Regions from separate parts of the Homo sapiens genome. Here region 2 is linked to region 1. A link is a contact called in ENCODE Hi-C or POLR2A ChIA-PET data. All regions are on one chromosome and are shown on one strand. Each heading gives the region's core, a stretch centred on a gene start or an enhancer-like site at or near the end of the contact. The rest is flanking DNA. Distances are from core to core; before and after follow the strand shown. Region 1 overlaps PRDM15 (PR/SET domain 15). Region 2 has its middle 4.9 kb from the start of UMODL1.

Region 1 (6,699 bases), core at 2,637-5,136:
GGTATGGTGATGGTGATGGTGGTGATGTTGGTGGTAGTGATGGGTGGTGGTGGTGATGGTGGTGGTGATGGTGATGGTGGTGGTGGTGATGGTGGTGGTGATGGTGGTGGTGGTGATGATGGTGGTGATGATGGTGGTGGTAGTAATGGTGGTGGTGGTGATGGTGGTGGTATGGTGATGGTGATGGTGGTGATGTTGGTGGTAGTGATGGTGGTGGTGATGGTGGTGGTGATGGTGATGGTGGTGATGGTGGTGGTAGTAATGGGTGGTGCTGGTGGTGATGGTGATGGGTGGTGGTGATGGTGGTGGTGGTGATGGTGGTGGTGGTGATGGTGGTGGTGGTGGTGATGGTGGTGGTGGTGATGGTGGTAGTGATGGTGGTGGTGGTGATGGTGGTGGTGATGGTGATGGTGGTGGTGGTGATGGTGGTGGTGGTGATGGTGGTGGTGATGGTGATGGTGGTGGTGGTGATGGGTGGTGGTGATGGTGGTGGTGGTGATGGTGGTAGTGATGGTGGTGATGGTGATGGTGATGGTGATGGTGGTGGTGGTGATGGTGGTGGTGGTGATGGTGGTGGTGATGGTGATGGTGGTGGTGGTGGTGATGGTGGTGGTGATGGTGGTGGTGGTGGTGGTGATGGTGGTGGTGATGGTGGTGGTGGTGATGGTGGTGGTGATGGTGATGGTGGTGGTGGTGATGGTGGTGGTGATGGTGGTGGTGGTGATGGTGGTGGTGATGGTGGTGGTGGTGGTGATAGTGGTGATAGGAATGGCAGTGGTGGTGATGCCACGTGGTGGTAGTGGTACTGATGATGGTGGTGACAGTGTTGGTGGTGATGAGGGTAATGATAGTGATGGAGGGGGTGGTGATGGTGTTGTTAATGGTGATGGAGGTGGTTGTGTTGGTGGTGATGGTGTTGGTAATGGTGATGGAGGTGGTTGTGTTGGTGGTGGTGGTGTTGGTGTTGATGGTGATGATACTGATGATAGAGGTGGTAATGATGATGGTGGTGGTGGTGCTTATGGTGGTGATGGTGGTGACGGTAGAGAGTGCGTCCACAGCAGTCTGGTTGCTTTTGCTCAGGGTCCTTTGCGAGTGTCACAGTATAGATCTGTGCTCAGTGTCAATGAGAGTTACACTGGAGTCTTCAAAGCCATTGCAGGATTTATGTTAACTTAAAACACTTACAGACCAGCCTTTGTTTGCCATCTTTTCCAGGAAGGGGCCCAGACCTAGTCATGGAATGTAAATTTAATGATGCACTTCTCTCCTTTTTTAAATGAGTTACATCCACAAAGCATAGTCTGCTTTTTCATTTTAACTTCCTTTAGTTGATCAGAAATTTAAAGATGTTTGCAAAGCTGTTTGGGTGAAGCACCCTTACAGGCAGACTCTTGCTAATTTTGTTTTGCAGCCCCTCCCCTTTATCACGTTCGGCTGTCTCTGTACTCGTTGTCCGTTGTCTTTCTTATGATCTAATTAGGTCATCACAGGAACAAACGCAACTGCTGTAAGCAGGGTGTGGGCGGTGAAGGTCACTCACTTTTGGGCAGGACGCACTGAGCTGGTGGGAGGGCCCCTGTGGACACATGGGGCGTGCTGAGGACCCCGTTCAGTGGGGCCATTGGAGGGAAGGTAGGGGCAGGGCGTCACTTCATCACAAAACCAACAAATGAAAGCACTTGTGTATGGATTCAACTGAAAAGTACGATGTGTAAGGCACAAATGTCTCATTTTTGGTGATTGCTCATAGAACAAGTTTACTCTACTGTATCTTTACCTTGCTGTGGTCTCCCTTGGAAATAACAGAAGCGCCACTGAAACCTCACCCCTTTGGTGGGGGGCCAAAAAGGGAGGACATAGTCTCCCCACTGGGGGAGTGGACGTGAGATGATACAGGGGCAAGACCATTGTGGGAGCATGAAATAAGGGGTGAGGATAAGCCCTGGGCTTCTGGACACAGAGTTTCAAAGTCAGAGCTGAACAGAGGAGACTGGGAAGTGCGGGGGATGCCTGGGAGGGAAGGGCAGGAGTGGTGGAGGTGGTCCCAAGGCGTGTGTGGCTTCTGGGTTCCCACCTGCATCAGCAGCACCCTGACCCCCAGCTCATGCCCTGTGCTCCTCATAGGTGCTCGCGGTGAGGATCGATGACCTGGACCACCTCCCGGAGACCACCACCATCGACGCCTCCTCCATTGGCATCGTCCAGGTGAGCAGCATGGGGCCCCAGGGGCTCAGAAACTTTGGGGTAAGTGGACACCTGCAGAAGGGACCAGAGGGGCTTGGACAGGCCGGGAGGGAGCAGCTCTGGGCAAGCCTGTGGCCAGGTTACCCTGTTTTCTTGGCTTCTCTTCCCCTCAGAACCTCTTAGATCATCTCCTCGTTTCTGTAGTTTCTGTGACCTCAGTTTGTTGAATACTGGTGTATCTCACTTTGGAAAACAGATGTTTTCCAGAAAAAAATAGAAATTAGAACAATTGGCTGGGCGCGGTGGCTCACGCCTGTAATCCCAGCAATTTGGGAGGCCAAGGCGGGCAGATCACTTGAGGTCAGGAGTTCAAGACCAGCCTGGCCAACGTGGCAAAACCCTGTCTCTACTAAAAGTACAAAAATTAGCCAAATGTGGTAGTGCACGCCTGTAATCCCAGCTACTCAGGAGGCTGAGGCAGGAGAATTGCTTGAACCCAGGGGCGGAGGTTGCAATGAGCCGAGATTGTGCCACTGCGCTCCAGCCCAGGCAACAGAGCGAGACTGTGTCTGAAAAAAAAAAAAAAAAAAATCAGAACAATCATTAAAATGTTCTAAGCAAAATAAGTTTAAACATACCAATTAGATGAACTTAGTTTTTAAAGAAATTTTTAGTTAATACTAAACTTTCAGTTAGCAAAATTTTTTTTTATTTCAAAGAGAACGTGCCATGCTCTCAGTGGTCTAAGATCACATGTATGCCTCTCGTTCTGAAACAGCGCTTTAGAGTGCAGTCTTCATGAAGGGCACTGGGTCCGGCTGAGTGACGTACGGCGGCTCCAGCCCCAGCCCCAGAACCCACAGGCCATTTCTACCCTTGGCAAGTCACAGGCATGGGGGGGACGGGTCGTCCCACCATGACAGCGGTGTAGGCCCACGCTGGGTCTGTCTGCCACTGGGTTAGGATCAGGTTGTGTGGAATGGCACAGGAAGCCCAAGAGGAGTGGCAGGTGACCACTCACCGGCCACCACTGCCCCGCGGCCTCTGTGAGCCTGAGCGAGCCTGGTGAGCCGGCCCGGTTCAGAGGATGTGGTCACAGCCCAGCAGTGTCCTGGACACTTGCAGGGAATCGTGCGGGGAGGGGCCCACTGGGCTCACCACTGCAGCTGGGCCCTCGTTCCCTGTCCCTGCAGGTTTTGTGGTCAAATCTGTTTTAATTCAAAATTGTTTTTTATGGTGGATTCGTCTCAGCCCTGGGGAAGAGAGAGCCCTGATTTGAAAGCATTTTCAGCCTTGCTCTAGCAGCTCACCCGGGCAGAAACATTTCCCTTTGGAAATACCCAGTGGCTTAAAACGTTAAGTTTCTAAGAAGTGTTTACATTTTAGCATAAAATACAACTTTTAAAAATATGACTTGCATGTATTTTTTTTTTAAATCTGCAACTAAAGGAACTTGCCCCGATCCTTAGAAATACAAGACCCAGCTGTGGTCACTGTTTCTTGTGGCAGCTCGGTGGCCCACAAGCGTCCCCACTGATTGGAGAGTGTGTCCAGGGCAGTGCTGGGGCTGCCCTGGCCGCTGCCTGACGTGACCGACTAACCTGGTTCTCGGCTGAAACCGATTTTTCTGCAGCCTGAGCTGACTCTGGAGCAGGAGGATTTGGCCGAAGGGAAGCACGGGAAAGCTGCCAAGCGAAGTCACAAGAGAAAGCAGAAGCCAGAAGAGGAGGCGGGTGCTCCGGTGCCCGAGGACGCCACCTTCAGCGAATACTCAGAGAAAGAGACGGAGTTCACAGGCAGTGTAGGCGACGAGACCAATTCCGCAGTACAGAGCATTCAGCAGGTCAGTTTGCTGCTTTATGTTCTGATTAGGTGCCGGTCACTTTCCCTAAGCATGAGAGCCTTACGTGTGTGTGACTCCATCTCTTTTTACTATACACAGTGTACATGTGGACTTCATGTGGTTGAAGGCAGCAGACATTCTGTTTTTCACTTAAGCATGTTTCATGTAAGCATTTCTGAGTTCTGACCTACAAATCATGCTTGTCATTGTTAGTAGCAACATATATTCTAGCATGTTGAAGAGAGATATCCCTGCCCGGGTGGCAATTAGGTAGGCTGTTTGCAGTTTGGGGAGGTCACGGGTGGCCTACCCAAGTGCCCTTATGGTGAAAGCTCAGCCCTGTGCATTTGCTGACTAGCCGGAGAGCAAGGATCCCTCAGTCTGGAAGGTGAAGACAATCCCACAATCCCACTTTCTCGAGTGGAACCTTCTGTCTTGCTCAGCCTTCGTCACTTTTGCTTTTGAAGCCTCTGAGTGTTTGATCAGTCTGTGTCTAATACTGCACTTCTCTCTCTTGTTTTGGGGGATGGTAATCTTGACTGCAAAAGTTCCTCATTTATTTGGCCTTTCATCCCTCTCCATGAAAGAGAATGCTTTCTCTTATTAGCGATTGGTACTGCAAATACCTTTATTGCTCTTTGTAGCTTTGTGGTGGGATTTTCATTTACCAACAGCAGGGCACTTCAGAGGAATGGATAGAAAAGGAAGCATCTGTTTTCCGTCTTTTTCGTGCTTACTTTTTTCTATTTTTTTCTAGCCAGTGAAATTAATTTGTTTCTTAGTTCCTTCTCATTGCTTTCATGATTGTGTCTGTTTCTTGTTTTTGTTTCTCGCTGGAATTTTTCCAGAACAAAATTAACTCGGTTTCCTCTTTCACCAAAGAATGTCGTGCTTCTTTGGTGTGGTAACACAGAGCGCATCCTGGGGAGGTCCTTGCGTTCCCCATTTTGCAAAAATGAACGGATTTTTGTTGTGTGTGAATCTTCCAGGTAGTGGTGACCCTGGGTGACCCAAATGTGACCACACCATCGAGCTCAGTCGGCTTAACCAACATCACCGTGACCCCCATCACCACTGCGGCCGCGACTCAGTTTACCAATCTCCAGCCGGTGGCCGTGGGGCACCTTACCACCCCTGAACGCCAGTTACAGCTGGACAACTCAATCCTGACCGTGACCTTTGATACCGTCAGCGGCTCTGCCATGTTGCACAACCGCCAAAATGACGTCCAGATCCACCCCCAGCCGGAAGCCTCGAACCCACAGTCTGTGGCCCATTTCATCAACCTGACGACCCTGGTCAACTCCATCACGCCCCTGGGGAGCCAGCTTAGTGACCAGCACCCGCTCACGTGGCGGGCAGTGCCCCAGACTGACGTCTTGCCACCCTCGCAGCCGCAGGCACCCCCACAGCAGGCGGCCCAGCCCCAGGTGCAGGCGGAGCAGCAGCAGCAGCAGATGTACAGCTACTGAGCTGCGTTCCGGGAGACTCGGGGCAAGAACTGCAGAGGGATGTTTGGGATTTGTTTAGATGTGTTTGCTGGATACCAAACAAACAAAAAGTCATACATTGCAATGTAAGGTTGACTTAGCTTTGCAGAGTATCTCCAGATCCCCCGCCAGCAACCATTACGGTCTGTCAGCTTAACTCTAGAAGGGACCTCTGGCAGGCCAGAGTTTTAAACTGGATGGGGCTCCACACCATGCCTTACCAAGGCAGTAAGTCCTGGGCCGGGGCCGCATCTGCCTCCCCTTACAGAACCAGTGTTCGCCCGACACAGGGTTCGGGAAAGTGAAGCTGAGAGAGAAGCAGGATTTTAAGAGGCAGGAGATAAGTTATTAGGAACACAAATGGTTCATTTTCTTTTTTCTTTTAGAGCTCGGTTCCTATGAGAACACAGACAGTATTCACAGGTGGCAGCAGGCAGCAGGGAACATTTTCTCCTCACTTCTGGATTTTTTTGCAAGCGAGCACATAGAAGTTAAAGTAACGTGTATTCTCTTTGAACTAGGAGTGGAGTCGGTTCTTATACAACTATGGGCTGAAACCATGAGGCGTGCTGAGCCGCACCTGATCCTGCAACCTTCGAGGTCATCACGGTCATCATGTGCAAGGGGTCACGTGAGGTCACTGACTCCAGCTCAAAACGCATCTTAGTAATATCCATGAATCGATTTCCAATAGAGTTTTTTTCCTTTTTTTTTTTTAACTTTATTTCAAACATACATTATGTGTTCAAGACTGTTATGGCCAATATTGTGTTTTAGTTTTATGTTAACATGATAAAGTCATGTGCACTGTAGGACCATCTGTCCCTGTCCACCCTTCACAGCTGCCCAGATGCAGAGGGTCGCGCGGCTGTGTGTGAGGAGTGAGCCTCCCTGCTGCCCCCAGGGGCTCCTCCGGGTTGTCTCAGGATTCTCTGCAATCCAAATGTATCCATTCTGGCTGAAGCCCAGCCAGAATCCCGAGTGGAAGAAACGGGGGAAAAGTCATATTTTCCTTCTGTTTAAACTTCAATTCCAAAGGTTGGTGTATTTCATGACCAGTTTTCTATAAAAATATTGAATGAGTTTGGCTCTTTACAATGGAAAAGTGTAGGTATTTCTGAAACACAGAGAAAATGCTATTTCCTGCCAGGTGGTAATGAAAGCAGAGAGGTTAGTTCA
Region 2 (6,699 bases), core at 1,859-4,358, 260 kb before region 1:
ATTATCTTGTATATATCATCTCAAAATGTTTGCTACTATAATGTATGAATGTCTATAAAATATCAAGGTAAATCAGGGATAATATTACAGGTTAAAACTCAAAATTCGTCTGGTGCACTGTTGTCTCTCATCTTCACGATTGCCCTATGAAATAGGTCCTTTGTCCCTATTATATAGGTGAGAAAACAGGTTCAGAAAGGCCACACAGCCAGTAAACAAGAGATTAAACCCAGGCTTGTCTAAGCCTCAAGCCGCAGTTCTTCACACTCCACTCCACTGCTGGTCTGTCATGATTTAACCACAGACCCCAAGACAGGGGAACAAAATCAAGACATTTTACCAGTTGAGGACTTCATAATAATTTATAATCATCCATAAAATGTCATTGTAACATGCTGTCTCTTTATATTAAAATGATTAAAGAAAAAAATCCCAAAATTAACAGTCTGTTTCTAGCTTGGTGTCTCCTTCAACCTCTGTTTTATTGAGGCACAATGAAAGATACCCCTGCTGTTTGTGTGTGTGTGTGTGTGTGTGTGTGTGTGTGTGTGTGTTTCTGTCTGTGTTTTGTCCATGGAAGGCATTTTTCTCCAGTTATCCTTTATACATATTTTCCTGCATGATGGCCGGAGGGATTTTTCACATTTGCCCTGTCCATGTAAACACTCTGAGGAGAAAAACAACCCCATACTGTAACCCACCAGGGAGAGAATTCTCCAGCACTTGGTGTCCAACAATGCCGGGGTGTGTCTTCCACAGTCCATCCAGCAGAGAGCCCCAAATTCGCTCAGGGCCTCTGTGCAGAAAGGCCAGCATCCCCCACACAGCATCCAAGGGCTGGAGAGACAATGGAGGCCACTGGTGTGCCATGCTGGCTTTCAGGGCACACATGCCCAGGCATTCACACCCACTCACACTCACATACATGCGCTCACACTGGGCATAAACACAGACACATCCACACTCACATGTGCACCGACACATACAGACACACTCACACAAGTCCACACACATACTGACACACGTTCACACTTACACACACTTACAAACACAAACTCATATGCCACATCACTCATGCATGCTCATTCACACATGCCCACACTAACACATGTACACATATTCACTCATATGTATATGGGCATGCATGGTAACGGCTGCCGGGCAGGTGCAGGCAGAAAGAGGCAGGGTGGGAGAAGCCCTCATCTCCAAGGGGTGGCCAGCTGGGTTTATTTTCAGGGAAAGCTGGTTGTGATGGAGAATGTGAGGACGAGCTAGGGAGGAGAGTCATGCAACCAAAAAATGGTTTGGACTTGGAAGAGACCTTGAGTCATCCAGCCCAGCATCCAGCCCATCCAGGTGGCTCTCTGACAGCGGCGGTGACTTAACACCCTGTTTCTCGGGGTGTGTGTGGGGACCACCTGCATGGGGAGGGAACATATAGAAAATGCAGGCTCCCAGCCTCACCCCTCTCTCACTCAGGCACTGGAGGATAGGCCCCCCGGCATCCGGGTGACTCAGGTGCTCACACGACCTTGAGGACGGGACCGTGTCCTCCTGAACACCAGGACACGAATCCAGTGGGATGGCCCCTTTTGTGGACAGATGGCTCTGCCTGAAAATTCCTCACGATATGGAATCACGGTTGGCCTTCCTGCTGGAACGACCACATCCGAGAAGCCTGGTCCACCCTCACACTGGACAGTGAGTGCCACTCCTCCATGTGGCAGCCTTCGGACCCTTCTGGAGAGTTCTCCGGGCCGCCTCTGTTTTGCTCCCCTCCCCCATCTCTCTCTCCCTCACTCACACAGACACGTGCCCTCGTCTTTGTCTCTGTTTCTGTTTACCTTTGAAGAAGCTCGGCTTTCTTATCACAGCCCGAATGACTTTTCCTTTTCCACATTCCACTTCGGAGACTGTGGCCCTCCACGGGCAGCAGTTGCCGGGTTGGATGGAAAGCGAGGGTGCGGCCTGGGGTTGGGACATTGTCTCCAGGCCCCAAGGAGCAGCATGGGCCTGTCGCTTTCTCGTGGCAAGGCCAGAGCAGATCGGAAGGCGAAGAGACACGAGAAACTCCCAGAAGAGGCGCCCAGGCCTTCAGAGGTGCTTCCGTAACACAGCAAAGGCATAGCTAAGGCCAGGGGGGCAGTGGACACGCACGTGCCGGTGTGTTTTCAGACCCTGCATGCCTCACAGTGGAACCTGGGGAAAGCCCTGGATTAGGAGCCAAATACCCTCAGTCCAGTCCTCGTTCTGCCAACGGCTGGACAGGGTCCCCTGGGTGGCATTTATCCATTCAGTGCCTCGGTTTCCTAAATGAGAAATTACCAAAAGGGAATAGTGATGCCTTCTAATTTAATGGTGTTTTAATGCCTCCTGATTTTATGAAAACCAAATTAATTAATGTATGGGAATGCCTTCTAGAACTAGAGTGTATTTTAAGTATCCATCACTTATTGTCATTAAATGTAGGTAAGGCCATTACTGGGGAAATATAATTAAAAATAAAATGTGCTGGCCAGGCACAATGGCTCATGCCTGTAATCCCAGCACTTTGGGAGGGGTGGGGGGTGGATCACGAAGTCAGGAGTTCAAGACCAGCCTGGCCAAGATGGTGAAACTCCATCTCTACTAAAAATACAAAAATTAGCCAGGTGTGGTGGCACATGCCTATAATCTCAGCTACTTGGGAGGCTGAGGCAGAGAATTGCTTGAACCCAGGAGGCGGAGGTTGCAGTGAGCCAAGATCGCGCCACTGCACTCCAGCCTGGAGGACAGAGCGAGACTCCATCTCAAAAAAAAAAAAAAAGAAAGAAAAAAGACGTGTGCTCTAAACCCAGGAAACCTCTCCACAAAGGTGGAAAAGAAAGAAAAGTTTCATTATTGAATAACCGTTAAGCCAGAAGATGATATGCATCACAAGCAATGGCTAAGAGACTGCAAAGAAAGGATCTTATCCTTTTAAAGACTCAAACAGGTACAACTAACTGCATGCGTGTTTTCAACATAAACAATAACTAGTCCTTAAGGAAGAGGCCCTGACAGTGCCATTTGTCACACACCGTTGACCCCAGAACCACCTGGTCACTGGGGTTACCATCTGTGTTTGTTAATTGTCTGTATCTAGAAGAAGAATGAACTCCTATCTTCATGACAGGAGGTGGTTTTGCAGCTTGGAGCAAGATCAACTAAGTTAGGCTTTTGGCCTCCCTAGGAAACCAGAGAGGCCAGGAGACAGTTTGGGAGGCTGAGCTGGGCAGATCGCCTGAGGTCAGGAGTTCAAGACCAGCCTGGTCAACATGGTGAAACCCTGCCTCTACTAAAAATACAAAAAAGATTAGCCAAGCATAGTGACACACACCTGTAATCCTAGCTACTCGGAAGGCTGAGGCAGGAGAATTGCTTGAACCCAGGAGGTGGAGGTTGCAGTGAGCCGAGATTGCGCCACCGCACTCCAGCCTGGGCGACAGAGCGAGACTCCGTCTCAAAAAATAAATAAATAAATAAAGAGTAATGCTCAGAGAAAAAGGAGAGAAAAATCTCTTCCCTTCTTTTCAATCAGGAGAATTAAGCCTCTATTTTTAATTTGTCTCTGTCCTTGAAATCCTGAGGTGGTTTTAAGGGCATAGGGCACTTACCAGAGAAGACTGGCCTGGGTGCTTGCCAGGGCCTCTTCCAACTCTGAGATCGTGAGCATCAAGGATAAGCTTTGGAGCCTATTGATAACCGCATTAGCACCACGATCAGGAATGCTGTCGCCCTAACAATAACGTTAGGACAAAGAATTCACGGTTCATGTAAAAGAGCGAATGCAAGTCAGAAACAAAAATCCACCTATGTCTGGGTCCTGGGACCTGGCTGCGGAGGGCAGCGTGGTCTGGAGAATAGGGTGCCAGCCAGGCCTGGTGTCCTGACTTCTAGACAGGACTCCAGCCTGTCTGTAAAAGTTGGTGCAGGCTGAGTGCAGTGGCTCACTCCTGAAATCCCAACACTTTGGGAGGCTGAGGCGGCCAGATCACAAGGTCAGCAGATCGAGGCCCTCCTGGCCAACATGGTGAAACCCCCTCTCCACTAAAAATACAAAATCTGGGCATGGGGGTGCATGCCTGTAATCCCAGCTACTCGGGAGGCTGAGGCAGGAGAATCGCTTGAACCAGGGAGTCGGAGGTTGCAGTGAGCCAAGATCATGCCACTGTACTCCAGTCAGGGTGACAGAGCGAGACTCCGCCTCAAAAAAAAAAAAAGAAAAAAAAAGAAAGAGATCTGGTGCAGTCCTTGGCCACCTGGACTTCAGGGTCTTGTTTCCAGATAGTGAAGATAACTGGCTCGATCCACACCTGCACCAGCATTTCGTGACTGGATCATCTCTTAGGACGGGTCAGACCACGGTGCTTCTAGACCCATCAGGGCCATTCTGCACCCAGTAATGGATATCATCATGTGGCTTTGAAATAATGAAGCAAGAGCAATAGAATCTGAACTGAAACGCAATAACTGCATGAATGAGTTTATAGTGTGGCATCTTAGAAAGCTTTCTGCTGGAGGGTTCCAAATAAGTGACGCCAAACTCAGAGGGGATCGTTCCCCGCCAGCCCTCATCGCAACAGGCAGCTGCCCCAGCACAGTCACTCCTGGAAAACACCAATGTCCCAAGGCGCGGAGTCTTTCTGCCGGGGCTGAGGTTGGGATAAAAGGACATCACAACAGTGAGTTGCCTCTACCTCGAATCAGGCTTTAATGTTTAAGAGGAAAAGAGAGAAGGTGTACATTCCCCCAGCCGCAAGGATTTTCAAAAGTAAAAACAGAATACAACAGATTCAATAGTTCCAATAAATGATTTTAAAATTCTCAGATATGCGCTCTTTGTCAGGATTCTCCAGAGAAACAGAAAACTGATTTTAAAAAAAGAAAAGAAAAGAAAGAAATTTGTGGGCCGGGCATGTTGGTGCACGCCTGTAATCCCAGCACTTTGGGAGGCTGAGGCGGGCAGATCACCTGAGGTCAGGAGTTAGAGACCAGTCTGGCCAACATGGCAAAAACCCATCTCTACTAAAAATACAAAAATTAGCCAGGTGTGGTGTTGGGCGCCTGCAGTCCCAGCTACTCAGGAGGCTTAGGCAGGGGAATCGCTTGAACCTGGAGGCAGAGGTTGCAGTGCGCCGAGATCACACCTTTGCACTCCAGCCTGGGCAACTAAAGCGAAACTCTGTCTCAAAAGAAAAAAAGAAAAGAAAGAAAGAAATTTGTGATTCTAAGAAATTGAAATTGGCTCACACAGTTACGGAGCTGACAAGTCCACCACCACCTGCAAGGTGAGTCAGCAAGCTGGGGCCCAAGAGAGCCAACGTGTAGTTCCCGTGCCAACGTAGGCAGACTCAAGACCCAGGGAGAGGTAATGTTTCAGTTCAAGTCCAAAGGCAGCAAAAAGCTGATGTTCCAGTTCGGAGGCCGTCCGGCAGGAGGGGTTCTCTCCTCCTCGGGGGAAGGGGCAGCCCTTTTGCTCTTTTCAGGGCTTCAGCTGATTGCATGAGGCCCACCCACATTCTGCTTGACTCAGTCTATTGATTCAAATATTAATCCAATCAGATCAGAGGAGGGACCTGCAGAGGCACGGCCGGCAGAGAAACTGTTGGGCTGAACTGCCAACGGAGAACGCCAGGGATCTGATTCACCAGCAGCCTTGGGGACATTCACCTCGGGCTCGACAGACTGCCAGAAACCCCCCAAGCCCCAAGGCATCCATATAACGGCCAGGTTATTTCAGATTGACACACATCCTAATGTACGAGTCAGCCCACACATCCCACAGGCGCTGAGCATCTCTTGTTTTTCACCCCAAATAAACTCTGCTGAAACTGGGGGGCCGCAGGGTGTCGAGAAAAGGGAAGAAGGGCAGAGGGCAGAAGTGGGTGGTTTGCTCTGCTCCACCCATGGGAGGCTGGTGCACACGGCTGCTTCCGAAAGGGCTTCCTGCTTTAATTGCAGTGCTGAGACACAGGTGGCTCTCACGCCCTCTAATTCAGGCAAAGCCGCCACTGGGGCCAAGGGGAGCCGGGGGACAAGCAAGCGGCCAGTTGGGAGCAATGTTCACGATAGCTCCTTGCGTGCACCAGTCCCAGAGTCTTAGAGGGAGGGATTCCTCCAGGGGGTCTGAGGCCAGAGGTTTCCACTGCTCCTGTCCTAACGATCAGGTGAGCAGCCTCCCTGGGCTCCTGGGTCTAAGGCATCGCTCAGGAGGAAGGACCTTCACCACATTTGCCAGGAAGGTCTCCTGATACCCATGAAAGGCTGCTCACCTGCTGGGAAGCTCTTTAAAAAATCCCAATGCCTGGCCTCCAGCCCCAGGAAAGCAGCTTAGAATCTGTTTGGGGGACACCAGGGGGGACTCCGAGGGGCAGCAAGGTTGACAGCCTCGACCCAGTCCAAACACAGGGCAGCTTGCCAATGAGGAAGTGAAAGTGAAGGGCCCTTGGCCCAGGTCACCCTGTGCAGCGGGCTCAGTGGCAGCCCCCTGCACCCCTGCAAAAGATATGTCCAATCCTAACCCCAGGTACCTGTGAATGTCAACTTACTTGGAAAAAGGGTCTTTTTGCAGATGTAATTTAGATGAGATCATCCTGGATTTAAGGTGAACCTAAATCCAATGACTGGCATCCTTACAAAAGGAAGGAGAGAGAGATTTGAGGTGCATGGAGGGAAGCC

Evidence for each region. A loop is a pair of places that touch in the nucleus more often than their neighbours do. ChIA-PET counts read pairs that join two places held with the same protein, here RNA polymerase II (POLR2A). Pooled maps may share reads with other maps.
Region 2: a map of breast epithelium shows a loop between it and region 1 (28-fold over the local background). The contact joins two enhancer-like sites. A Hi-C loop is called at or near these places in 1 of 168 maps with a recorded cell type or tissue (breast epithelium), 9 of 37 single-sample maps with no recorded cell type and 7 of 50 pooled maps. POLR2A ChIA-PET finds 5 or more read pairs at or near these places in 1 of 52 experiments (activated CD4-positive, alpha-beta T cell).

The regions. Positions count from the first base shown.
Region 1 is chr21:41,800,043-41,806,741 of GRCh38, reverse strand. It overlaps PRDM15 (PR/SET domain 15), which reads left to right. Exons shown (of 24, transcript NM_001040424.3): 22 at 2,128-2,208; 23 at 3,821-4,030; 24 at 5,020-6,699. The coding sequence ends at 5,502. Among named protein-coding and RNA genes, the nearest start is that of RIPK4, 36 kb to the right of the region's middle. Within about 2 kb of position 3,886, at least 7 of the 41 ENCODE cell types and tissues checked have a DNase peak (open chromatin) inside an H3K27ac peak, as active enhancers do.
Region 2 is chr21:42,063,085-42,069,783 of GRCh38, reverse strand. It overlaps a transcript of UMODL1 not described here. Among named protein-coding and RNA genes, the nearest start is that of UMODL1, 4.9 kb to the left of the region's middle. RefSeq lists enhancers at 1,879-2,433, 5,617-5,686, 6,637-6,699. Within about 2 kb of position 3,108, at least 2 of the 41 ENCODE cell types and tissues checked have a DNase peak (open chromatin) inside an H3K27ac peak, as active enhancers do.